2 separate regions of the Homo sapiens genome follow, and region 2 is linked to region 1. A link is an interaction called in ENCODE POLR2A ChIA-PET data of the cell type or tissue named here. Cell type or tissue: Caco-2. All regions are shown on one strand. Each heading gives the region's core, and the rest is flanking DNA. Links, peaks and the distances in the headings are about the cores only. Region 1 holds the start of ADGRE5 (adhesion G protein-coupled receptor E5). Region 2 overlaps TECR (trans-2,3-enoyl-CoA reductase).

The links. ChIA-PET counts read pairs that join two places held together with the same protein. Peaks named below come from ENCODE experiments on the same cell type or tissue, not always from the same donor. Only the 100,000 strongest peaks of a DNase experiment are listed, where the experiment ranks them.
Region 2: POLR2A ChIA-PET joins it to region 1 with 10 read pairs; 3 of 35 experiments call an interaction of 5 or more read pairs at or near these places.

Annotation. Positions count from the first base shown.
Region 1 is chr19:14,381,012-14,389,011 of GRCh38, forward strand. It overlaps ADGRE5 (adhesion G protein-coupled receptor E5), which reads left to right and starts at 433. Exons shown (of 20, transcript NM_078481.4): 1 at 433-534; 2 at 7,439-7,489; 3 at 7,691-7,807. The coding sequence starts at 513. RefSeq lists a silencer at 1,782-1,921. In Caco-2, for the core only: no CTCF peak of the experiment used is centred there; DNase peaks (open chromatin) are centred at 290 and 1,170; H3K4me3 peaks cover 1,272 bases.
Region 2 is chr19:14,546,520-14,556,592 of GRCh38, forward strand. The region is part of intron 1 of TECR (trans-2,3-enoyl-CoA reductase); the gene reads left to right. It also overlaps a transcript of DNAJB1 not described here. Among named protein-coding and RNA genes, the nearest start is that of NDUFB7, 21 kb to the right of the region's middle. RefSeq lists enhancers at 5,162-5,661, 9,115-9,996, 9,997-10,073. In Caco-2, for the core only: no CTCF peak of the experiment used is centred there; a DNase peak (open chromatin) is centred at 5,072.

The sequences.
Region 1 (8,000 bases), core at 1-8,000:
CATGCCAAAGCTCTGGGCACAGGGCGAGTCCCACCAGCGTGGGCGTCCAGAGCTATTTCTGACAAGACCCCTTTGCGCCTGCCCAGGGAAGAGCCAAGTGGCCCCAGGCAAGACCGCCCCGCCCGGCTGCCACACCTTCCCCTCAGAGCAGCCAGCCCCAACACAGAGGCCAAAGGGTTCGTCAGAGCCACATGGTGGAAACTCTAGCAGAGGGTTTTTGAAAGCAGGTTGCACTTCATTCTTACTGAGTGCACGTGTGTGTGTGTGTGTGTGTGTGTGTGTGTGTGTGTGTGTATGCAGCGCCCCTGGGTCTGTGTTTTTATTGCACTTTCCTGCTGGCTTCCAGCTGCACCGCCAGTTCCGGGGAGGGCCCTGGGCCAGCGGCTGTCCGCCCCCCCTCCTTCATAAAGTCCTGGCCTCGGGACAGCCTGCACAGCTGCCTAGCCTGTGGAGACGGGACAGCCCTGTCCCACTCACTCTTTCCCCTGCCGCTCCTGCCGGCAGCTCCAACCATGGGAGGCCGCGTCTTTCTCGGTAAGTACTTTGGGGCCCCGCTGGGAGGGGCGAGGAAGCTCCAGCGGGACCCCTTGGCTGCGTCTGAGAAACGGGAGGCGCCGCTGGTGTCTGTGGGGCCTGCGATAGAGGAAGCCACATGGTCAAGCAGGCACTCACGGGCACACGGCGAGAGGGGCTGGTGGTGCTTGGGCACCCCCACACCCCGGCAGGAACTCCAGGGTGCTCTTGGAGCCTGCTACCCTGCCTGGAGGGATCCTCAAGCTTTCTACTGGAGCCAGTCTGGCATCTGCTCCCTAAGAGGGGAAACTGAGGCACGGGGGAAGGAAAGGGGCAAAAAGTGAGTGCTGGGACCCTGAGAGCCGCTGTGCTTAATATAACGCATAGAAGGACATGGGCGGGGGTGGGGAAGCTAGAAGCCAGGACTTCTCCACTGCAAGGTACCCCCAATTTGTCCCTCGCAGTCTCAGCAGCAGGGGCAGCCCCCAGAGACCCCAGTTCTTGCTCCCCGCAGACCTGGCTGGGGCTCAGCTGCGGATCGAAGGGACTTTGCCTGGTTCTGGGTTTGAATTTGATTTTTGTTGTGACTTCCTGGGACTCCCTTTCCCGCCCCACCCAAGGTGACTGTAACGGTTATCAGGGTAGCTCGTTGCCTAAGCAACGGGGCAACAAAGAGAGTGAAGAAATGACATTTGGGGCAAAAACCAGAACTTCCTGGACCACAGGGACACAGCTTCCCTGGGCCAGCCCCAAGTGGCAGGTGTCAGCTCAGCACCCCGCCTTGGCTTGAGAGTGAGAGACAAGAGCCCACCTTGGGTTTCTTGGGGGCACACTTGTTGGGGGCAGTTGCCAAGACCTGGCTTCCCAAGGGTTCCACGCCCTGGCTGTCTGTGTCACCAGGGCCAAGTCAGAGAGCCTCTGCGCCTCACTTTTCTCATCTATAAAATGGAGCACAACCCGTCTCCGTCTTAGATTGTTTTAAGGGATGAGTGAGTTAGGACACAAACTATTCCTGGTTCACAGTAAGAATTAGGTAAACAGCATTTTAAAAGTGTTGGCTGGGCACAGTGGCTCACACCTGCAATCCCAGCACTTTGAGAGGCCGAGGCAGGTGGATCTCTTGAGCCCAGGGACTGGAGACTAGCCTGGGCAACACATCGAGACGTTGTCTCTACCAAAAACAAATTTTTTTTTTTTTTTTTGAGACAAAGTCTCGCTCTTGTCGCTCAGGCTGGAGTGCAATGGTGCAATCTCGGCTCACTGCAACCTCCGCCTCCTGGGTTCAAGCGATTCTCCTGCCTCGCCCCCATCCACCCCGAGTAGCTGGGATTATAGGTGCCTGCCACCATGCCCGGCTAGTTTTTTGTTTTAGTTTTTGTGTTTGTATTTTTAGTAGAGACGGGGTTTCACCATGATGGCCAGGCTGGTCTCAAACTCCTGACCTCAGGTGATTCACCCGCCTCCGCCTCCCAAAGTGCTGGGATTACAGGCATGAGCCACCGCGCCCAGCCAAAAAAAATTTTTTTTAATTAGTCGGGCTTGGTGGTGTGCGCCTGTAGTCCTAGTGGCTCAGGAGGCTGAGGTGGGAGGATCCCTTGAGCCCAGGAGGTTGAAGCTGCAGTGAGCTGTGTTTGCACCACTGCACTCCAGCCTGGGTGACAGAGCAAGATCCTATCTCAAAAAATAAATTAATAATAAGGCCGGGTGCAGTGGCTCACACCTGTAATCCCAGCACTTTGGTAGGCCCAGGCCAGCAGATCACCAGAGGTCAGGAGTTCGAGACCAGCCTGGCCAACATGGTGAAACTCTGTCTTTACTAAAAATACAAAAATTACCTGGGTGTGGTGGCGGGCGCCTGTAATCCCAGCTACTCGGGAGCCTGAGGTAGGAGAGTCTCTTGAACCTGGGAGGTGGAGGTTGCAGTGAGCTGAGATCACGCCACTGCACTCCAGCCTGGGTGACAGTGAGACCCTGTCTCAAAATAAATGAATAAATAATAAATTATGATGATTATTAAATTCTGGTAAGACACTAGTGGGTCTGGGGAATTGTCTCGGGGTCCTTAGGAGGAAGCCTAAAGAAGGGGTGACTGCCCCACCACCCCCCACCCCAGGATCTCAATGCAGGAAACTGACTACTTAGGGCTCAGCCCAGAGAATGCAAACCAGAAGGAACTCAAACCAGAACAGCAGCTTCTCTCCCGGCTTCTGTTTGGGCAACTTCCAAGGCCCCAGATGGAGGCAGCTGGGCCCTGTAGCCTCACGGTGGGAGTAGAGAACCCAGCTCAGCCCATGCAGAGGGGATGGGGCACAAAGGAACCCTGCCCAGGGCCCTGAGGACCTCAATCCCTCAATTCCTCCTTCCCCAACCTCTTCTGTTTATTGGATTCCTCCTGATCCTTTTCTGGGCTCCAAGCCTCAGTTTCTCTATCTGTAGAATGGGCATCAACACAGCCCCTGCCTCCTAGAGTGGTTCTGAGCTTTAAAGGAGTTACCTGGGGCTTTGGGAGTTAGAGATGAATCTGCCTAGATCCTGTCCTGCCAGGGGAGGTCATTTTGTGGTCTGTTCTGCAAAGAGGAACTGGGTTCTGGCCGAGGGAGGAACTAGCCAAGCCTTGTGGCCAGAGAGGAGGAAGAGGGGAATCCTGACAGAAGTGGGGAGTACGGGCTTGGGCTGGGGGGTTTCGGCCTTGGTTTAACCCAGCTGGAAGGAGTGTGGAGGTGGGAGTGGGGATCTCTGCCTTCCACCCACCTAAGGGGTACTAAATTTGAACACAGTGGCTGAGTGGTCCGGGGACCTCCAATCTGCACCCCAAACACCCGCCCTCTGAAGCTGTGCTCATAACAGACCCCAAAATTCCCCTGGAAGCCCCTCCAGGGTTGAATTGGGGCAAATGAGTGGTGAGTCATTCCTTCCCTTAGGCCCAGGAAGTGACTCATGCCCAGCCGTTGTCCTGGTCCCCATCCCTCTGCCCGACACCCCCCTTCAGGTCTCCCTGGATTATTGGGGTCCCCAGTATTCCCAGATCGGCAGGGACTGGACGTCCCCTCCCAGCCCGCCCCAGGCCCCACCTGCCGCTCATATCCCAACGCCCTCCGTTCCCCTGCCCTTCCCCTCTGTTTCCATCCACCCTCCTTTCTCATGGTTTTCTTTCTTCCTCACTGTTTATCTCTCTGTCTCTCTGTTCTCTCTGTCCCATCTCCTCCTGTTTCCCCTTCTGCTCTTTATGGGCCCCTTGTTTCTCTCTCCACCTCTCTCTATCACCATGTAATTTCTGTCTCTCTGTCTGTCTCTATCTCTCCGTGTCTCTGTCTCCTCTGTCTTATATTTCTCTAGCTGTCTTCTTTCTCCTCTCTGTCTCCCTCTCTCTCTCCAGCTTGTCTCCTTTCTCCTCTCTGTCTCCGTCTCTGTCCCTCTATCTCTCTGTCTCTCTCTCTCTTTGTTCTTTTCTTTTCTTTCTTTTTTTTTTTTTTGAGACTCTTGCTCTTTTTTTTTTTTTTTTTTTTTTGAGAGTCTTGCTCTGTTGCCCAGGCTGGCGTGCAGTGGCGGGATCTCAGCTCACTGCAACCTCTGCCTTCTGTGTTCAAGCGATTCTCCTGCCTCCACCTCCCAAATAGCTGGGATTACAGGCGTGTGCCACCATGCCCGGCTAATTTTTTGTATTTTTAGTAGAGATGGGGTTTCACTATGTTGGCCAGGCTGGTCTCACACTCCTGGCCTCAGGTGATCCATCTGCCTCGGCCTCCCAAAGTGCTGGGATTACAGGCGTGAACCACCAAGCACAGCCCCCCACCTTCTGTCTCTCTGTCTCTTTGTGTCTCTGTCTCTCTTTCTGTGTCTCTCTTTCTTTCTGACTCTTTCTCTCTCTCTGTCTGTCTCTCTCTCTCTCTAATCTCTATTTTCTCTCCACCCCTGCTTCTTTGTCTCTATCTCTCTGGTGAACAGCAAGGAGATCCCTAGGTCCCCATCTCTGAATCCCCTGGTGACCTGAGGAGGGTCCCCCAGAACATGCCTTGGGAGGGGGAACCCCCTGAGTGCTGGGAACCGCCACTCCACGTGCACCCCAACAGGCGGCTACAGCGTCTTCCTGTGGGAGGGGGGCCCGGGGGTGAAATATCACCACTGGGTTCCAGGACAGACCGCCAGGGCCAGTGGCAGTTGTGGGTGTGGTGTGTGTGCACCTGTGTCCCTGAGGAAGCGTGGAGGTCCAGGGCATCTCAGAGCCTGGGTGATCCAACACCGTCATTTTTTTTTTTTTTTTTCTGAGACGGAGTCTTGCTCTGTCACTCAGGCTGGAGTGCAGTGGCGTGATCTTGGCTTGCTGCAACTCTGCCTCCTTAGTTCAAGCGATTCTCAAGCCTCAGTCTCCCAAGTAGCTGGGATAACAGGCACCCACCACCACGCCCAGCTAATTTTTTGTATTTTCAGTAGAGAGGGGGTTTCACCATATTAGGCAGGCTGGTCTCGAACTCCCGATCTCAAGTGATCCACCCGCCTCGGCCTCCCAAAGTGCTGGGATTACAGGCATGAGCCACTGTGCCTGACCACGCCTTCATTTTTACCTAAAGAAATGAAGATGGCAGGCAGGGCCTGGCGGCTTGTGCCAGCACTTTGGGAGGCCAAGGCAGGTGGATCACGAGGTCAGGAGATCGAAACCATCCTGGCTAACATGGTGAAACCCCTTCTCTACTAAAAATATAAAAAGTTAGCCAGGCGTGGTGGTGGGCGCCAGTAGTTCCAGCTACTCTGGAGGCTGAGGCAGGAGAATGGCGTGAACCCGGGAGGTGGAGCTTGCAGTGAGCAGAGATCACACCACTGCACTTCATCCTGGGCAACAGAGCAAGACTCCATCTCAAAAAAAAAAAAAAAAAAAAAAAAAAGAGAGGCCGGGCGCGGTGGCTCACGCCTGTAATTCCAGCACTTTGGGAGGCTGAGGCGGGCGGATCATGAGGTCAGGAGATCAAGACTACCATCCTGGCTAACATGGTGAAACCTTGTCTCTACTAAAAATACAAAAAAATAAGCTGGGCGTGGTGGCGGGAGCCTGTGGTCCCAGCTACTCGAGAGGCTGAGACAGGAGAATGGTGTGAACCCGGGAGGCGGAGCTTGCAGTGAGCCAAGTTTGCACCACTGCACTCCAGCCTGGGCGACAGAGCAAGACTCCGTCTCAAAAAAAAAAAAAAAAAAAAAGAGAAATGAAGATGGCAGGCTGGGCACGGTGGCTCACGCCTGTAATCCCAGCACTTTTGGAGGCCAAGGCGGGAGGATCACTTGAGGCCGGGAGTTCAAGACCAGCCTGGCCAACATGGTGAAACCCCGTCTCTACAAAAATACAAAAAAATCAGCCGGGCTTGGTGGCGGGTGCCTGTAATCCCAGATACTCTGGAGACTGAGGCAGAGGAATTGCTTGAACCCGGGAGGTGGAGGTTGCAGTGAGCCAGGATCGTGCCATCGCACTCCAGCCTGGGCGACAGAGAGAGACTCTGTCTCAGAAAAAAAATAAAATAAATAAATAAATAAAAGAAGAAGAAATGAAGATGGCAGTAAATGCTCAGGCACACCGGACAGCAGTCATGTGGTTTACTCCCACACACACTACACTGGGGAGTGGGCGCCATCATCCCTATTCTACAGAGGGAAACTGAGGCAGAGAGGCCCACTGTCTGGGATTTGAACTGGGGATGCCTGGCTCCTGTCTGTTTTCTTAGCCACTCCCCACACACCCCAGGTCAGAAGAGCAGCAGCTGGAGCTGAGACCCCCACCAGGCTCATGGCCCTTCCCTACTCAGTTCCTGAAACTCCACCCTCAAGCCGAGCTCGGGAGGCTGAGGCGGGGAGGATCGCTTGAGGCCAGGAGTTCAAGATCAGCCTGGGCAACAGAGCAAGACTCTGTCTGTAAAATAATTTTTTGAATTATTTTTAGGCCGGCCACAGTGGCTCATGCCTGTAATCCCAGCACTTTGGGAGGCCGAGGTGGGTGGATCACGAGGTCAGGAGATCGAGACCATACTGGCTAACACAGTGAAACCCCATCTCTACTAAAAATACAAAAAATTAGCCGGGTGTGGTGGTGGACGCCTGTAGTCCCAGCTACTCGGGAGGCTGAGGCAGGAGAATGGCATGAACCCAGGAAGCGGAGCTTGCAGTGAGCTGAGATCATGCCACTGCACTCCAGCCTGGGTGACAGAGTGAGACTCCGTTTCAAAAAAAAAAATTATTTTTAATTTTTTGGCCTGGCATGATAAATTATTTTATTTTAAAAATTTTGAGTCAGGAAATGTGGCTCACGCCTGTAATCCCAGCACTTTGGGAGGCCAAGACAGGCAGATCACCTGAGGTCAGGAGTTCGAGACCAGCCTGGCCAATATGGTGAAACCCTGTCTCTAGTAAAAATACAAAAAATTAGCCGGGTGTGGTGGCAGACTCCTGTAATCCCAGCTACTCAGGAGGCTGAAGCAGGAGAATCACTTGAACCCAGGAGGTAGAGATTGCAGTGAGCCAAGATCACAGCATTGCACTTCAGCCTGGGCGACAGAGCAAGACTCTGTCTCAAAAAGAAAAAAAAATTTAGTGCACACCTGTGGTCCCAGCTACTTGGGAGGCTGAGGCAGGAGGATCTCTTGAGCCTAGGAATTGGAGGCTGCAGTGAGATATGATTGCACCACTGCACTCCAGCCTGGGTGACCAAGCAGGAGCCTGTGTCAAAAAAAAAACAAAAACAAAAAAACCCGCCCCTATGGGAACAGGGTGACAGACTCTTTGGCTTTGAGCATCTGAGTGGGACATGACATCTGCTCACTCTGAACGACCGTCAGGATCTGAGCCTGAGAGGGGTCAGCATCCTCCTCCCACAAAGTGCATCACCCTTACGCCTCCTTTCCCACCCTGGGATCCCCTCTGACCCCCTTTCCTTTCTCTGTTGCAGCATTCTGTGTCTGGCTGACTCTGCCGGGAGCTGAAACCCAGGACTCCAGGGGTGAGTCTGCTGGGAAGCAGAAAGCACAGTCCACAGCCAGAGCCTGGGGAGGGTCCTGGACCCCCGCCCAGCCCCCTTCAGCCCAGGGAAAGAGAGGGCTCGCGCACGAGAAACTCAGCGCCCTGCCCCATCTCCCCCAGTGCCCCCTTTTTGTGTATTCCCTTACCCCTCACCTTCTGACCGTGCTCCCTGCTCTTGCAGGCTGTGCCCGGTGGTGCCCTCAGAACTCCTCGTGTGTCAATGCCACCGCCTGTCGCTGCAATCCAGGGTTCAGCTCTTTTTCTGAGATCATCACCACCCCGACGGAGACTTGTGACGGTACAGAGGCTTGAGGGCAGCGCAGGGGACATCCGCGATTATGAGGCATTGCCCAGCCAGTGGGGGACAGAGGTTGTTGTGAGGGGCCACAGCCTTACCTTCCAGACTATCATCATGGCCAGAGAAAAGAAAAAGAGGGCAGGCGTGGTGGCTCACGCCTGTAATCCCAGCACTTTGGGAGGCTGAGGCGGGC
Region 2 (10,073 bases), core at 826-8,825, 170 kb after region 1:
GAGGTTGTAGTGAGCAACCTCCTGCAGAAATTTTCTTTTTATTTATTTATTACAGAAACAGGGCTCTCACTATCTTGGCCTGGCTGCATGCACTACCGTGTCTAGCCTGGATTTTTCTTTCTATGCTTAGAACCTTTGGTCACTGAAATATTTCTTAAACATTATTTTTTCTTTTCTTTTTTTAAGACGGAGTCTTGCTCTGTTGCCCTGGCTGGAGTGCCGTGTCGCGATCTTGGCTTGCTGCAACCTCCACCTCTGAGGGCGGGTTCAAGCCATTCTCCCACCTTAGCCTCCCAGGTAGCTGGGACTACAGGTGCACACCACTACGCCCAGCTAACTTTAGTATTTTTAGTAGAAACAGGGTTTCACTATGTTGGCCAGGCTGGTCTCAAACTCCTGACCTCAAGTGATCTGATCTGCCCGCCTTGGCCTCCCAAAGTGCTGGGATTACAGGCATGAGCCACTGCACCCAGCCTAAAAATTAAATTTCAATTTGATCAACATGATAGGGTAATCAGTGCTAACCTTCAGTCATAAACATGTATTATAATAAGATCCTATGAAGGAGGGAAACAGAAACCAACGTCAAAGCAAAAAGAGAGCCAATGTTAAAGAGCTTATTCATAGCCTCTTATTTTTTTTTAAAGGGATAATGGTAGGTTTCAAATTACTGAAGCATTTAGACTCTAGATAGATTTAACAGAGTCCTGTAAATGTTTATGTAAAATTTTTAATACCGACAGTAGGCCAGAAATGACATCTTTTGCAACTCTTAAAGCTTGGGTAAAAATATTAGTTACAGGCGTGAGCCACCGTACCTGGCCTATTTTATTTTATTTTATTTTATTTTATGTTTTTTGAGACAGAGTCTCAGTCTGTTGCCCAGGCTGGAGTGCAGTGGCATGAACTCTGCTCACTGCAACCTCTGCCTCCCAAGTTCAAGTGATTCTCGTGCCTCAGTCTCCAGAGTAGCTGGGACTACAGGCATGTGCCACCACACCTGGCTAATTTTTTGTATTTTCAGTCGAGATGAGTTTTCACCATGTTAGCTAGGATGGTCTCAAACTCCTGACCTCAGGTAATCCACCTGCCTTGGCCTCCCAAAGTTCTGGGATTACAGGTGTGAGCCACTGTACCTAATATTTTTTTTTTTTTTTGAGTCAGGGTCTCATTCTGTCACCCAGGTTGGAGTGCAATGGTGCTATTATAGTTCACTGCAGCTTGGGCCTCCTGGGCTTAAGTGATACTCTTGCCTTAGCTTCCTGATTATGCTAGGACTACAGGTGCATACCACCTACAGCCGGCTACTTTTGTTTTTTTTTGGTAGAAATGGGGTCTTGCGATGTTGCCCAGGTTGGTCTTGGGTCTTGGGTCTTGGACTCTGGGCCTCGAGGGATCCTCCTGCCTTGGCCTCCCAACCATGTGTGTGTTTAATGGGCATTTCTTTTTTTTTTTTTTTTTTGAGACGGAGTCTCGCTCTGTCACCCAGGCTGGAGTGCAGTGGTGTGATCTCAGTTCACTGCCACCTCTGCCTCCTGGGTCAAGCGATTCTTCTGCCTCAGCCTCCCAAGTAGCTGGGACTACAGGCGCCCACCACCATGCCCAGCTAATTTTTTGTATTTTTTGTAGAGATGGGGTTTCACCGTGTTAGCCAGGATCGTGTCGATCTCCTGACTTCATGATCCGCCCCCTCGGCCTCCCAAAGTGCTGGGATTACAGGTGTGAGCCACTGTGCCTGGGCCTAATGGGCATTTCAAACTTTACATGTCCAAAATGGAGCTTCTGATTTTTCCTCTTGAACCTGCATTTCCCCACCCCCTTGGTGGCAGTTCCGGCCTGTTTGTTACCCAGGCCCTAAGCTGTTTGACTCTGCTCTTTCTCTCATGCCTCATGTCCAAATGTCAGCACATCCCTTAGCTCAGCATTCTAGAATTTAACCACTTCTCATCAGCCTCACTGCCGTTACCAGGCCTAAGCCAGGGGTTGGCAAACTTAATCCAGCTAGCAAAGATCTTAGGCTTTGCCTAAGGGTCTCTGCAGCACTGCTCATCTCTGTCGTCTCTTTTTTTTCTTTTAGAGACGGAGTTTTGCACTGTCGCCCAGGCTGGAGTGCGGTGGTGCGATCTCGACTCACTGCAACCTCCGCTTCCCAGGTTCAAGCAATTCTCCTGTCTCAGCCTCCCAAGTAGCTGGGATTACAGGCACGCATCACCACGTCTGGCTAATTTTTGTATTTTGGTAGAGACGGGTTCACCATGTTGGCCAGGCTGGTCTCAAACTCCTGATTTCAAGTGATCTGCTCACTTTGGCCTCCCAAAGTGCTGTGATTACAGGCGGGAGCCACCGCATCCAACCATCTCAGACATCTCAGCAGCAGTGATACCACTGTGGCAGCCACAGATGACATCCAGTGAGCATGGCGTGTTCAATACAACTCTATTTATGGACACCAAAATTTGAATTTAATTTTCACATATCATGAAATAGGTTTCTTTGATTTTTTTTTTCCATCCGCTTAAAAAGGTAAAAACGTCATGTATTTTTTAAAAGATAAAACAAAAGTTAAAGCCATTTTTAGTCGGTTCAAAAGCCGGCAGTAGACCAGAGTTGCCCTATCGGCTGTAGTTTGCTGACCCATTTGTCTAAGCCATCATTACCTTCACAGAATTATTTCCACAACCTTTAATTGGACTTTTTTTTTTTTTTTTTTTTGAGATGGAGTCTCACTCTGTCGCCAGGCTGGGGTGCAGTGGTGCGATCTCAGCTCACTGCAACCTCTGCCTCCCGGGTTCAAGCAGTTCTCCTGCCTCAGCCTCCCAAGGAGCTGGGACTACAGGCATGCGCCACCATGCCCAGCTAACTTTTGTATTTGTCATAGAGATGGGGTTTCACCATATTGGCCAGGCTAGTCTTGAACTCCTAGTCTTGAAGACCTTGTGATCTGCCCTCCTTGGCCCCCTAACCCGGCTAAGTTTTTAAAAGTTTTTGTAGAGATAAGGGTCTTACTATGTTGCCCAGCCTGGCCTCAAACTCTTGGGCTCAAGTGATCCTCCTGCCCTGGCCTCCCAAAGTGCTGGGATTACAGGCATGAGCCAGCGTACCTGACCTGCACTCAGCTTTTGGCCTCTTTATAAAATACTGTAGGCCAGGCGCAGTGGCTCACGCCTGTAATCCCAGCACTTAGGGAGGCTTAGGCGGGCAGATCACGAGGTCAGGAGTTTGAGACGAGCCTGACCAACATGGTGAAACCCCATCTCTACTAAAAATACAAAAATTAGCTGGGCATGGTGGCATGCACCCGTAATCCCAGCTACTCAGGAGGCTGAGGCAGGAGAATCACTGGAACTCGGCATGCGGAGGTTGCAGTGAGCCGAGATTGTGCCACTGCGCTCCAGCCTGGGCAACACAGTGAGACTCTGTCTCAAAAAAAAAAATAAAAAAAATAAACTATACACCTGCCCCCTTCAACTGCCACTCCCTGTCCCCTTTCCTTTCTTTCTTCTTTCCATGTCGCACGTCACCTTTGAACATATTACATATAGCGATTTATTTCATTGTCACTCTTTCTTTGCCAAGATGTGAGTTCCATGCGAGCAGGGATTTTTGTCTCTCCTTCTATAGCTGAACCCCACAGTCCTTAACAGGGCCTGGCATGTGTCAGTGAACAAACGAGCCTCAGTTTCCTTACCTGCAAAAGAGGATGAATACATTGTAAAGGAGATGATTCGTGTTGAGGATGAGCCTCCGTGCCTGGCTGGTTGTGAGTGGGCGGGTGGTGTTAGCTGCCGCCGCGTGTATAAAGCCTGCCACGTAGATCCCAGTCTAGGCTCTTTGGCAAGCTGAGCTCATGGGGGTGGACTAACCTGTCTGCTGGACTCGGGCAGTCGGGGGTTGGCCCGGATGAGCTCCTCCTGCTCCTCCAGTCAGTTTGTATCTGCAGGGCTCAGCCTCTGGCCCCCTTCCAGCTTCCTGGTCCGACAGCGCCTTCCTGCCCTGAGTTGGAGAGAGACCCAGGTGTCGTCCCCAACTGCCACCCAGCTGTGGGTGCAGGGATGCAGTTCTGGACCATCCCCTGGGGGTCTGGGACCTGGGGAGTTGAGTGTTTGGCCTTTACACTGGAGCTCCTTGAGGGCTGGCCCCAGCGGCCAGGAGTGTCAGTTTTTTGGTTTGTTTGTTTTTTAGATGGAGTCTTGCTCTGTTGCACATGCAGCAGTATAGTGGCGTGATCTCAGCTCACTGCAACCTTCACCTCCTGGGTTCATGCGATTCTCCTGTCTCAGCCTCCCCCGTAGCTGGGACTACAGGCCCGTACCACTATGCCCAGCTAATTTTTGTAGAGACAGGGTTTCACCATGTTAGCCAGGCTGGTGTCGAACTCCTGACCTCAGATGATCTGCCCACCTTGGCCTCCCAGAGTACTGGGATTACAGGCATGAACTACCACACCCGGCCGCTCCTTTTACTTATGAGGACACTCCTTTCTCTTATTAAGTCCACCTTAAATTCAGGATAATGTCATCTTAAGATCCTTAATTATATCTGCAAAGACACTATTTTTTTTTCTTTTTTTGATATGGAGTCTTGCTTTGTCACCCAGGCTGGAGTGCAGTGGTGCGATCTCGGCTCACTGCAACCTCCACCTCCCAGGTTCATAACGATTCTCCTGCCTCAGGCTCCTGAGTAGCTGGGATTACAGGCACCCACCACCACACCCAGCTAATTTTTTTGTATTTTTAGTAGAGATAGGGTTTCATCATGTTGGCCAGGCTACTCTCGAACTCCTGACCTCAGGTGATCCACCCACCTCGGCCTCCCAGAGTACTGGGATTACAGGCGTGAGCCACTGCACCTGGCCAATTATTATATTTTGTGTAGAGAAGGAGTTTTGACATGTTGCACAGGCTGCAGGAATTCCCTAATTCCTAAGCAGTCCCTGTGTTAGATGGTCTTGCAGGCACACCCATTTACTAGTTGGAGAAGCAGACAGGCAAGGCAGGTCTGACACCGCCCCCTGTGGCAGTGCCTCTCAGTCAGCATTGAGGACGCGCCCCTGCTTTTCTAGGCCCATTGGCTGTCTTAGCTAGTGACAGGAAAACATGCAGGAGGCATTGCCACAGCTGTAAACCCTGCCTGGGCCCCGCTGTGGTATGAGTTGCTGATAGACCTTTTGCTCTGGTACAGCCTGGCTGTGTGAGGCTGTGGGGCAGAGGCCAGCGGGCTGGGTCCTCAGGCCAGGCAGAGAGGCTCAGTTCTTGGTGTCTGCTGGAGGATCGCATCCAGGGTGGTGGGTTTTTTGTTTTTTTGTTTTTGTTTTTCTTTTGTTTGGTTTTACCCTTATTTCTTTATTTCTTCCTTTCTTCCTCTTTTTCTTTCCTTTCTCTCTCTCTCTCTCCCCCTCCCTCCCTCCCTCTCTCTCTCCCTCCCTCCCTCTCTCTCTCTCTCTCTCTCTCTCTTTCTCTCTTTTTTTTTTTTTGAGATGGAGTCTCGCTCTGTCGCCCAGGCTGGAGTGCAGTCAGTGGTGCAGTCATAACTCAGCCTTGACCTCCTGGGCTCAAGCAGTCCATCTACCTTGGCCTCCCAAAGTGCTGAGATTACAGGCATGAGCCACCGCGCCTGGCCTTTTTCTTTTCTTTCTTTCTTTCTTTCTTTTTTCTTTTTTTTTTTTTTTGAGATAGCGTGTCTTCTGTCCCCCAGGCTGGAGTGCAGTGGTGCAATGATAGGTCACTGCAGCCTTGACCTCCCGGGCTCAAGCAATCCTCCCAGTCTGGCCTCCCAAACTGCTGGGATTATAGGCGTGAGCCACCGTGCCCGGCCTGCCTTTTCCTTTCTCTGTTGCACATAGCCCTGCTCTCTAGGATGGAGGCATTATTTTATTGTAGGAGCTTTGGGCCTGAGCAAGCTGGGTGGACACTCACATGGGCACTTCCAGGCTACTTACCTTGGGCGAGGGCTTCCTCGTTCCCAAGCCCCAGTTTTCCAAGCCACGTAACAGGCATCACAGTCTTTTTCTTTTCTTTTCTTTTCTTTTTTTTTGAGAGGAGTCTCGTTCTGTCGCCCAGGCTGGAGTGCAGTGGCGCAATCTCTGGCTCACTGCAAGCTCCGCCTCCCGGGTTCACGCCATTCTCCTGCCTCAGCCTCCCGAGTAGCTGGGACTACAGGCACCCGCCACCATGCCCGGCTAACTTTTTTTGTACTTTTAGTAGAGACGGGGTTTCACTGTGTTAGCCAGGATGGTCTTGATCTCCTGACCTCGTGATCCACCCGCCTCGGCCTCCCAAAGTGCTGGGATTACAGGTGTGAGCCACTGCGCCCGGCCCAGTCTTTTTCTTATAGGGCCTGGGTGAGGCCTGGGTGGCAGTCTCAGCATAGTCCTAGGTACAGGGTGAGCATCTGATAGATGTCACGTCTGAATGAAACGGGCGAGATCAGCGTCGCTCTGGGTGGGCCAGTGCTCCTCGGAGGCCCTGAGGGCACAACCGCAGGGATGGGTGTAGGCTGTGGGTACCACTGAGAATGGGGGGCAGGCCCAGGGCTGAGACCCAGGTTCTCCAACTTCCCACTGTGTTTGTCTTGTGCCATATTCATCCTCTATGAATGGCTGTGGCTGCTCGCCCAAGCCAGGAGCTCGTGCGTCCGATGACCATCTTCCAAGGCTGGATTGCTACCTGCTCGCTCGGGGCTCTGCTGGATGGGAACAGCAGCTCCAGCTTCTCCGGGTCCCGGGCTACCGCTGCCTCTGCACCTGGCCCTGGCCTCGGATCCGAGAGCCCAGAGACATTGGCATTGAGACCCTGGCACCTCTCGTCTTGCCAGCACAGGTAGAAGACAGGAGCAGAGCGGTCCAGGGACCTGGGAGTGGGAGGTCAGCCACTCTCAGCCCTTCCTCCCCACCCTGGGTGACATTCTGCTTCCACTGTGGCGCCTCGGGGAGGCTGGTGCAGCCGCCCCCGGGTGCCACTGAGAAACGAGGTCATACACTGAGGCCACTGGGGAAGGTGGTATTTCTGGCCGAGCAGGTGTGGCCTGTGCAGGGTTCCTGGCAGCTGAGCCCTAGGTCTTCTCAGCCATCCTGGCATTAGCAGGTTGACTTGATATTTCTGGAAGTGGGAAGGAAAGGGAGCCGAGAGGGCTGAGCCGCTGAGCCGGAGTCCAGATGAATGTGCCGGAGTCTCTGCATTTGTGATGGGGGCGAGGTGATGGGGGCGAGGTGGCCGGCGTGGCTCTGGGCATGATCGGGCCAGGCCTCCGACCTCTATGCTGGGCATTGGCTGGACAGGGAGCTCAGGCGATGAGTGCAGCAGCGCTTGTGCCCGGCGCGGGGATGGTGAGTGCCTGGCTGGCCAGCTGCAGGACCTGTCAGGCCCTTTGTGTCTTTACCTGGGGCCCTGGTTGCACTGACCAGGGCTCGCACCCCCAGCCAGGCCTCTTGTGCCCCAGACTCGGGAGATGCTTCCTACCAGGAAGTGCAGTCCCCTGCGGGGTCCGAGAGAGCCTGCCGGAGCTTTGAGCTCAACAGGTGGGCTGTGCGGCACCACATCAGCTCTGCAAGGGGGCCCTGGAGGCCCATGTGTGGTGGGGTATGGCCTGGCTTTCAACATGCACGCGTGGTCTTCTGGGCTCTGGGATTTACTGCTTAGATCTTGGCCTCTTCATCTGTGAAACGGAGCTAATGGCTCCTGCTCCCTCCGGCTGCTGCAGGAGAGATGTCTGGGAAGCTGTGGCAGTTCCAGCCCCGGGCAGGGAACGTGAAATAACTGTTGGTCGCTGTTCTCACTCATCACCATTAGGCAGGTCACGTCCTAGGACACACAGAAGTTTCAGGTTCATAAGCCATGGGAGATGAGGCCGGCCCAGAATCCAAGCTTCCCGCTCTGGCCCGGGTCTGCCCCTCTTCTGGGGCTGAGAGGGCAGGCAGGTGCCTTGCTGGGTCCTGTGGTGTGGACTCTGCCGCCAGCAAGGCCATTGAACCTGCTTGTTTACAGCCGGGAGAGGACTGGGAAGCACCAGTCTTGGCTTGTTTGTGAAGCTGGGGAAGCCGAAGCTCCAGAGGCCTTCTGTGCATGGCTGTGTGTGCCAGGCCTTCAGGCTGCGCCTCCAGGGGATGAGCAGGAATTGCAGGCTCAGCTCTTCCAGCCTTGGCTCAGGTGGTGCCTGCTCCTCCCTCCTTCCCTGTACCTCTCATCCCCACACCCACTCCACTCTCAGGCCACACCCACTCTTCACCTCCACATCTGTCCAGAATTTCACTGCTTGTCTCTGCCTTGTGCTTTTTTTTTTTGAGATGGAGTTTCACTCTGTCACCAGGTTGGAGTGCAGTGGCCTGACCTCTGCTCACTGCAACCTCCGCCTCCTGGGTTCAATCGATTCTCTTGCCTCAGCCTCCTGAGTAGCTGGGACTACAGGCGTGTGCCACCATGCCCAGCTAATTTTTGTATTTTTAGTAGAGATGGGGTTTCACCATGTTAGCCTGGCTGGTCTTGATCTCTTGACCTTGTGATCTGCCCACGTCCGCCTCCCAGAGTGCTGGGATTACAGGCGTGAGCCACTGCGCCTGGCCTTGTTTTTTTTTTTTTGAGACAGGGTCTTGCTTTGTCCCCCAGGCAGGGGTGCCGTAGTGTAATCAATCATGGCTCACTGCAGCCTGGAACTCCTAGGCTTAAGCGATCCTTCTGTCACAGCCCCTGAGGAGTAGGTAGGACCATAGGTGCGAGTCACCACACCCAGCTAATTTTTTATTTTTGTTTTTTGAGATGGAGTCTTGCTCTGTGGCCCAGGCTGGAGTGCAGTGGTGTGATCTCGGCTCACTGCAACCTCTGCCTCCTGGGTTCAAGCGATTCTCCTGCCTCAGCCTCCTGAGTAGCTGGGATTACAGGTGCCCACTGCCATGCCCAGCAAATTTTTTTGTATTTTTATTTATTCTTTTTTTTTTTTTTTTTTTTTTTTTTAGACAGAGCCTCACTCTATTGCCCAGGCTGGAGTGCAGTGGTGCAATCTTGGCTCACCACAACCTCCATCTCCTGGGTTTAAGTGATTCTTGTGCCTCAGCCTCCCAAGTGGCTGGGATTACAGGTGTGTGCCACCACACTTGGCTAATTTTTGTGTTTTTACACGGGGTTTTACCATGTTGGCCAGGCTGGTCTCGAACTCCTGACCTCAGGTGATCTGCCCACCTCAGCCTCCCAAAGTGCTTGGATTACAGGTGTGAGTCACCATGCGTGGACACAGCTAATTTTTATAAATACTTTTTGTGGAGGCAGAGCCTTGCTATTTTGCCCAAGCTGGTCTTGAACTCCTGGGCTTAAGTGATCATCCTGTCTCAGCCTCCTAAAGTGCTGGGATTCCAGGCGTGAGCCACTGCGCCCAGCCCACTTTTCACCTCTCTATAGCTCCCTCTTTGCTCCCAGCTTCTGCCCTCACTCCTCCAGTCTGTTCCACCCAGCAGTGGCAAGCAGGTAAAGCTGGGGAAGCCAAGTCTTGAACCTGAGCCAAGTCTCATCCCTCCTCTGCTCAAGAACCCTCTATGGCTGCCACTTCACTCAGAGTAAAAGCTAACGTCCTCCCCGTGGCCCACAAAGCCGTGGCACAGACCGCCACATCACCTTTCTGCCCTCACCTCCTCCCACTCTCTCCCTGACTCACTCTGCTCAGGCCACACAGGACTCCTTCCTGCTCAGCCACGCTAGGTATGGTCCAGCCTCAGGGCCTTGGCACTTACTGTTCCCTCTGCCTGGACTGCACTGGTTCCCCCACTGTCTACTGGCCTTTGTTCACACGCCACTTTCTCAGAAAGGGCTTCTCTGACCACTCTCAAATGGCCATCCTCTTGGAGGTTGCAGTGAGCCGAGATCGCGCCACTGCATTCCAGCCTGGGCGACAGCGAGACTCTCTCAAAAAAAAAACAAAAACAAAAAAAACCACATTGTGACCTCCCCCACAACCTTCTAGTTTTGTTCACAACTCTTGGTGACAAAACATGCTATGGCTATCTGCCCCCACCCCCTGCTTGCCCAGCACGCACAGGCTAGAATTCAGGTCCCATGAACCCCAGAGGCTGGCTTGGTTTTTTTCACTGC